2 separate regions of the Mus musculus genome follow, and region 2 is linked to region 1. The links are chromatin loops, found by intact Hi-C in ENCODE. Cell type or tissue: heart. All regions are shown on one strand. Region 1 overlaps Jarid2 (jumonji, AT rich interactive domain 2). Region 2 overlaps Dtnbp1 (dystrobrevin binding protein 1).

Region 1 (4,000 bases):
CAATATTGAGAGTCCAAACACGAATAGCAAATAAGTTACCAAGGCCTACTGCTACCCAGATGAACAGTCTTTCGAATATTGAAATAAAATGAAAAGCTATACAAGACTATAGGAATGTGGCTATAATGTGCCCCACAACCGGACCAGTGGTACACCTGACTTTATGCACACTAATGAAAATATGAAATGATGTACAAAAATTAAAAACAAAGCAACACCGAGTATAAAGCATTCTGGTATAGCCAGAATCACATAGGGATGGGGCTTCTACTCACATGCCTCAGTTTCCTCCATCTTTTAAGGGAAGAATAACATGAAAAGAATGAAATGAGGGAAATGAAACCAAACATTCTATTTATAAAAGCAACTAGATGTAGGGTAAGAATGAAGTGACTTAACTTTCATGAAGCATCTATTTCTAAACGATGGCAAATAAACAAATACACTGGCATATTAACATTAACACAGAAATCTGCTATTGCTGAATGCCTGGTCAATCCCCAGAGAAATGTCTAAATTCATACAAGATTTAAACTGCAGATTTGGTCAAAATGGTCAACAGAGCTTAATGTGCTAAGAACGACATTAATTCTCTCTTGTAAATTTCCATGGTATCTTAGGAGCCACCATTACCCTTAGGGAAGATATAAAAATCTAAAATAATGTTAAATCAAAACACTTTAAATACTGTGTGTGTGTGTGTGTGTGTGTGTCCCTTGCCATCCATAATGGATATATAATCGGGACCCCTAGCAGGAAAACCCACAAAGGCCTATTTCTCCAACAAAAGCCAAATCAGACTGAAATGAATCACAAGCTATTTGTTTTTTCTTTTATTTATAGGAACAGACCTTCTATCCCAGGTTCCTCAAGATAAGCCACCAAAAACTGCACCTGACAGACCCGTGGAGCAGCCATCCTCAGAGCCGGATCATTGCAGAGACAGAGGAAGAAGGACAGAGGAAGGGAGGGAGGAAGGGAGAGCGCAGTGAGGCAGGCTCCGGAGCACTTGTCAACAATCCTCCCCTGTACGTAATAAGCAAGCGGCAGTGCAGATTCCGCGCGGCAATAGGACAGCCGAACACCAGCGGGGGCCAAGGGGGAGGGGAGACAGTCGGGAGAGAAGATTATTTATGTGCCTGGAAGAGAATTGAACACTGAAAAGGAGGGGGCATCTGGCTGACTTTCCCCCTCCCCGCTTTTTACCATTTTGATGAATTAAAATGAGAAAAGGCAAAAGAAACTAGCTTTCCATCCTGCTATTTCCATGACCTGCAATGCAGACAAATCAAAATTACAGAATTTCTGGCATGAGGTGGGGGAGGGGACGTTGGCGAGGGGCATTCACAATTTAATTGTACGGACTTTTGTGTCCAAGGAATGGCCTGTTGTACAGTGCACTAACCGCCCCTCGCTTCTGCACACACCCATTTCCAACAACAGTAGGAAACAGGGCAATGTTTCAATAGTATCCCTTTTTAATATCATAATCTGTGTCATTCAGCACTTGGCTTTTATTTATTTTTGTTTGTTTTTTTGGCTGGGAACCCTGGGCAGCTCTCCAGACAGACTGCAGAAATCTCTCTTCACATGCTCCTCCTCCACCTCCTCCCTCCCCCTTCCTGCAATTCCAGCCACCACGGGAGCTTCATTACTTATGAAGTGACCGAATGGGCAGGCATGGGCCACTGCCAGCACAGGACACCCCTCCCCCAGCCCTGCCTAGGCCCCTCCCCAGGCACATAAATTGATCTAATCTAATCAAGCTGAAGCTGTTTTCCCTCATTGTTTCTTGATCTTTCACAAAACAGGCTCTGTAGCCTGGCAGCTGCTGAGAGGGGTGAAAAAGGCAGGCATCCAACTGGCCTCCAGTAGCTGGAGGGAGGGAGTGTGTGTGTGTGTGTGTGTGTGTGTCTGTCTGTCTGTCTGTCTGTCTGTCTGTCTTTTTTTATTTTCAACGTCATTTATTTCCTTTGAAGCTTTTGAGCTTCATCTGACAATGCTGATGTGCAGAATACACGCTTTACACTACCCACATGCTTCTCTTTATGTCCTTCCAAGAAAGGTAAAGATGGTGTCTAAAAGCAGGAGCGGAGCACTGAATTGAAGTTCACACTCAAGGACTGGAACACCCCAGCCTAAGAAGTTGACTCTGTTTTTCTTACCTTTCTGGGCTCTTAAAATATAGTCATAATTTAATTGCAAATGGTAAAGGCAGATACTAGCTTTCCCTGGGGTATGATGCCTGACAGTTACCATGGTCATTTCTTAGATCACCTAAGAAATTTCCTGCATTTCAGCACTTCCTGAAGAGGGAAGTGACAATCTCCTCTGAAGCCTGTAATACCCACATATGGAATGGTGCGAATCTATTGTATAAATGATAAAGCTGTGGCTTAGAATAGTCTGGTTTCCAACCACACTCCAAGTTACCATGTCTCTTTAGACAGGGGGGCCATTCAAGAATCTCCCCACCCCTGTTTCCCTCTTTGCAGGGCTCCTCTAGGCTCTTCAATACTGAAAGCACCCACTGCAGAAAACTGGAAAGAAGATGGGCAAGATACTTTGGTGATGACCAGTTCTGGGGAAAGTGCAATAGAGGAAACCTATCACACATACAGTTGGAGAGAAATGAAGTTTCAGAATCTAGTTTCCCTTAATACTCCCCAAGATCTAAGATGGCCTTAGCTCACCATCTTGTCCAAACTGGAACTGAACTGACAATTCTCCTGTCACACATCCTGAGTAGTGGAAGACTAGATACAAGAACATTCCTGGCTATAAAGTTTTACAAATATGAGTCTTCCATGAGCTTTGGTATCTGTAAGGAATCTCCCAACAGTGTCAAAGGATGCCTACACCCTAATGATCCTTTTGACCAATTTCTTGTAATGATCCTGTCACCTAGGTGTGATTTATTAAAACAAGATCCAAAAAGGTGGAAAAAAGGATACACTGGGCTAATATTTGACTTTTATTAATATATAATATAAGATATTAATATATAATAACCAAATATACTAAAACCATTGTTATTATTAAAATCAGGTACACGGACAATTGCATGTAATTATTTGTTTAGATTTTTATTTTACTAAGCTTTAGTGCACTGGCTCTCTACCAAGCAGGATTATGTATACACAAGCCTACCAAATGGCCTTGATAATTCTTAAAATGCCAAAGAGGGGAGGGAGGCCTGCACATACTGGGTAATACATGCAGTTGTGCTGATAACCAATGTGGCATCGGGGCCATCCCATACAATAACATAATAATACCAATAATTGTAGTAACTCAAAAGAGTGATCCACATTGAGTGACAAATTTCATACAGCTAACTTGTTTGTTCGTGCTAATAAAATACCACTAGAATCAACTAAACTAAAAAGCATTCATAGTGGGGAAATGAGTCAGAAGAGATAATACTCAATGTCTAACCTTAACTATAACCCTCTGTTTCCCTTTCCCATTGGATCAAATGGTGGTCATTAATGAGGTAGTACCCTTAAGTGGGCATCACAACAATGTAGTCTAGAGTACAGAACAGAAGGCCAGATTAAAAAATGCCAGGGCTCTTTGCAAAATGGGATAATTTGAAAATTAAAGATGCCTCTATGCAGTTGTAGAGTATTAGAGAGAGAATCTAGTCTGGTGAGGTATTTCTCTAAGGATAGTACAAGCAGAACAAGACTGCATGTTCCAGTCCCAGTGTCCTTACTGGCTGAGTAGGCTTAGAGCAAGTCACAGGAACACGGCCTACTAAGCAGAACAAGATAGAAAGGGTCTATAATCTTATGTTGTATTATTAATTAGCTTCCAAAAATCAAGTGTCCCAAAGCTTTTTAAACATTGCCTGCTCTGAACAACATCGAAAAGACCAAGAGACCAAAACTGTAATTGAAAGAACAAAACAGGTAGGTAATGGTGACACAGCGTTGGTCCCAGCATTCGGGAGGAAGAGGCAGGTAAACACGTGTTAGGGGTTAAAGCAAAGCCTACA
Region 2 (4,000 bases), 110 kb before region 1:
ACTGTTGTTTCAATGCTAGTAGTGAGAAGACTTTTAATTCCCCAAATGCTGCATTCCCTTAAGCTTGGTGAGGAGTTTCAAGTATTAAAAACAGTAGAGAAAGGATGGTTTGGTTTTTATTTTTTATTTTATTTTTTTTTTAGAGCTAGAGTTTGTTAATAGGGCTGGACAAAGGTCCTTTATACATGCTAGAAAAGCAGTCTCCTTCTGAACTCTGCCCATCCCTTTGTAATTATGCTTTAGGACAGTCTCACCAAATTAGCTAGGCTTGCCTCGAAATGCATGCTCCTTCTGTCTCAGTAGCTGGGATGGTAGGTGTATGCTGTCATATCCAGCAAGAAAAGAATTTCATTTAATTTTTTAAAGAGACTGTCTTACTATGCTGAGTAGACCAGGCTGGCCATGAATACACAGAGGTCTATCTGCCTCTACCTCCTCAGTGATGGGATGAAAGGCACTTGGCAGCATACCTGTTAGTTTTATTATTGTTTGTGTGAGGCTGTGTGTGTGGAGACCAGAGCACAGCTCTGTGGAGTCTGGTCACTCTTTCCACCTTTACATGGGCCCCAGGGATCAAACTCAGGTATTTAGGTTAATTTTATTTTCATGAAACAATATTTTGGTAGCATGAATGTATATATATCATGTGTATGCAGTGCCCATAGAGGTCAGAAGAGGGTGTTGGCTCCTCTGGAACTGAAGTTACAAGGTAGTGAGCTGCCGTGTAGCTAACAAACCAGATGCTCTGTTACAGCAGCAAGTGGGCTGAATTGCTGAGCAATCTCTTCAGCCCCTAGTTTTAAAAGTAGGCTTTTATTCCATGTATAAATCCTAAAAATTACTCTTAAGATTTTAAGTCTAAAAATGTATCACTGCAAAGGAACAAAGATTTACAGTTAGCAATTCCTCTCTGATTGTATAATACTTGACTTAGCATGGTTTTATATATTACGTTTGCCTTGTTTGTCAAGGAACCACCAGACCCTTTTCTCTGGAAGCTACACCAGCTGGACCTGTCCTTGTTGAATACTTAGAGGAGACATTAGCCACTCTCTCGGATACCGATCTCCATAAATACAACAGCTAGCTTAGCTAGGGAGAGTGTCTGCTCACACAGCCACCTCTGCAGTGTACTGCTCTCTGTGCTCAAATTAAATACTGGATAAAAATGGAACCTCACAGTTAAAGGCAATTATAATAAATGAGGATTGCAACTCTTTGGGAAACTTAATAGAGTTAGCCTTTAAAATTTGCCATAAATCATATAGTCAGAAATTAGAAAGAATTCAGAGGAAGGGTTCTGTACATGAACTATACCATCTATATTTCTGTTCTTTTTTTTTTAATCTAGTGCAGTGTGGGTAATTTATATAAGAAATTTCAGTCAGAAGATAATGCTTACTGAGTATGGAATTAAAACTGTGGGTGGGGCTGGTGAGATGGCTCAGTGGCTGAGAGCCCAGGGGAGCCATTTTCATTCAAACCAACATATCACCTGACTGGAGACTTGAGAGATATTAGGATTCTCACTTGCTGGGTGACTGTGAAATGTACCTTGTGCTTACAGTGACATAGCAACATTTAGTGTGCTTCAAATCAAACTAATAGTAGTACATGTTGAGCTTGCGTAACAGCTGCTTCAGTCCAGGAGCTGCTCCAACATGTGAGGCAAAGCTATTTTAGCTGCTGTTTGGGAATACTAAGTGATAAAGACTCAAGTTGGATGACAGAACCACCTTTTACCCTCATGGATCTGACACACTGCTAGAGCTTACAGGATAGAAAGGCAAACGTAGTTTGAGTATTACCTACAAGAGGGGGAATAGACACTTAACACGGGGTAATCAACTGGAGCTCTCGCTCAGACTGACCGGTACGTCCCTGCAGGGAAGGAGGACAGGAAGGACAGTGGGAAGGGTGAGAACACTGCAGGAATGTACGGACATTTATTTCAAGAACTGAAGCTAAAGTTTGGATTTCTTGTTCACTGAAAGAACTACAAGTAATTTGTCATCACCGAAGCATCTGATGCGTGGGAAGAAGTGAGGGACAGTTGGACACAGGGGGAGCAAGTGGTACATGACGGCCTTCCTGTCAGGCATACGCAGGGCTTTGTGGTTAGACCAGTGATCTCCACAGAGGGAACAGGGAGGGAGGCCCACGTATGTTCACACGCATGCATGCATGTGTGTGTGTGTGTGTGTGTGTGTGTGTGTCCGCACGTGCATGTGTGCTTGAGTAACCAGAGGACAGCCTGTGAACTCTTTCCTTCCCACCTCGTGAGTACTGAACTGGAGTCCTCAGGCTTATTGGCTGGCATCTTCACTTGGTTAGCTTTGTTCCTCACTTCTAGAACTTGTCTCATTTTTCTTTCTTTCTGCGATCTTTTTAGATGTTAATTTTGTACGCTGTTTGTTCTTGAGGCAGTTTTTCATGTAATTCAGGCTGGCCTCATCACTGTAGATGACTGAGCTTCTGAACCTCCTGCCTGACTCTGAGTGCTGGGATTGGAGGTGCTCCCCACTGCGTCACATCTGTGTGACGCTGGGCATCAAATGCGTTCCAAGGCAAGAACTCTACAAACTGAGCTACCATCTCAATACAGTACCTGTATTTGTAATAACATTATATATAGAGGTTGAGTTATATATGTACATTATCAAATTTGAAAGGCTTATGTTAAAGATTGTTGTTCCTTGTGGGAGTGCATGCTCAAGGGAGCGTGGAGGTTCATCTGAACCCAAGGAGTTCCAGTTAGAACTCACAGGGTAGATCTGCTTTATAATTTCTGGGATCTCTTAGGAGGGTAGGGTGGAGAAGAGCAGATCCAAGATCTGGGAGCTTAGGGTGAGCTGCACGTGCTGGCATGTGCCTGTGAGCTCAGCTCCTTCCTTCAGATGCTCCAGCCCATGAGTCCACTAGTCTGGCAGCAAAGCAAGAACCAGTCTCAAATTAACAAAACAACAAAAGTAAGGCTAAAGGAAAAAAGGAGAATGGGAGAGAGAGTGTTAGGTTAAAGGAAGTTGTTTTGTTTGTTTGTTTGTTTTGTTTTGTTTTTTTAGTGTATTTGCCTAAAAGGGGAAAAGAGAATGTAGAAAGGTTGATTGAAGAAGAACAGCAGAGAACGTTTATGGGCTATGCAGTTCTAAAGCAGGGCTCGGCTGCCAGTTACTGTAACTGTCAGAAGTGTGACATTTGAGGGCTTGCTGTACATTCCAAGCCACTGGGTAGTGCTACTGAATTCCAGGGAGCCTTTATTAAAGCTACATTTAAATGTGATGGGGGAAATTTAAAGATGCCTATGTATTATAAAGCAAACCTATCCTTTATTTTAATTTGTCCACCTTCAGACATTAATGTTTCTTGTGCTGTTTAGATGCTTCTCTTGCATCTTTGCACCTAGATGACAAGTTCAGAAGGACTTAGTATATTTCCAGCCCAGCCCACCCCTATTTTCAGCATCATTTGGTATGGTCCCAGATCAGTGCGTGCATCTTTGTATGCCAGAGCCCCTGAGAGCTTGCATTTTGCTTTATAGAGGCAGGAGATTCCCATGTCTGTCTGCTTAAGCCATCAGAATCATCGGGAAACCAAAAGGCTCAACACATTTTCTTTGGAGGAAAACCAAGCCAGCTTCTGGCTGCAGCCTCGCTTCCTTTGTTCTCCATCTCAGAAGATGCACGTGAGGGGAGCTGCCTGGTAACTGGGGTTCCTCTGGACCAGCGTGCTTCTGCCCGTTTGCTCAGTTCTTAATCATGTCATCTCCAGGACTCCAGGAAAACAGTCAGAGGACCCCCTGTAGGTGGGACTTTATGTCATGTTTTTCCTTAGCTGCTTTCATTTAGAACTCTTACATTTGCATGGTATACAGATGAAATAGTATTACAAAGCTGAAATTAAATTTAACCTGATTTGAACCTATAAATACTATAGTGAGAGCTTTATTTACTATGTATTATCAGTAAGTAATTACCGCTAAATTAATTCTGAGAACAAATAA

Evidence for each region. A loop is a pair of places that touch in the nucleus more often than their neighbours do. Peaks named below come from ENCODE experiments on the same cell type or tissue, not always from the same donor. Only the 100,000 strongest peaks of a DNase experiment are listed, where the experiment ranks them.
Region 2: it touches region 1 in a loop (1.9-fold over the local background); 1 of 42 quality-filtered maps calls a loop at or near these places.

What each region holds. Positions count from the first base shown.
Region 1 is chr13:44,837,732-44,841,731 of GRCm38, reverse strand. All of the region lies in intron 2 of Jarid2 (jumonji, AT rich interactive domain 2), which reads right to left. Among named protein-coding and RNA genes, the nearest start is that of Jarid2, 110 kb to the right of the region's middle. In heart, no CTCF peak of the experiment used is centred here; DNase peaks (open chromatin) are centred at 1,021 and 1,621; H3K4me3 peaks cover 1,261 bases; H3K27ac peaks cover 1,235 bases.
Region 2 is chr13:44,946,667-44,950,666 of GRCm38, reverse strand. The region is part of intron 7 of Dtnbp1 (dystrobrevin binding protein 1); the gene reads left to right. Among named protein-coding and RNA genes, the nearest start is that of Dtnbp1, 53 kb to the left of the region's middle. In heart, no CTCF peak of the experiment used is centred here; a DNase peak (open chromatin) is centred at 1,656.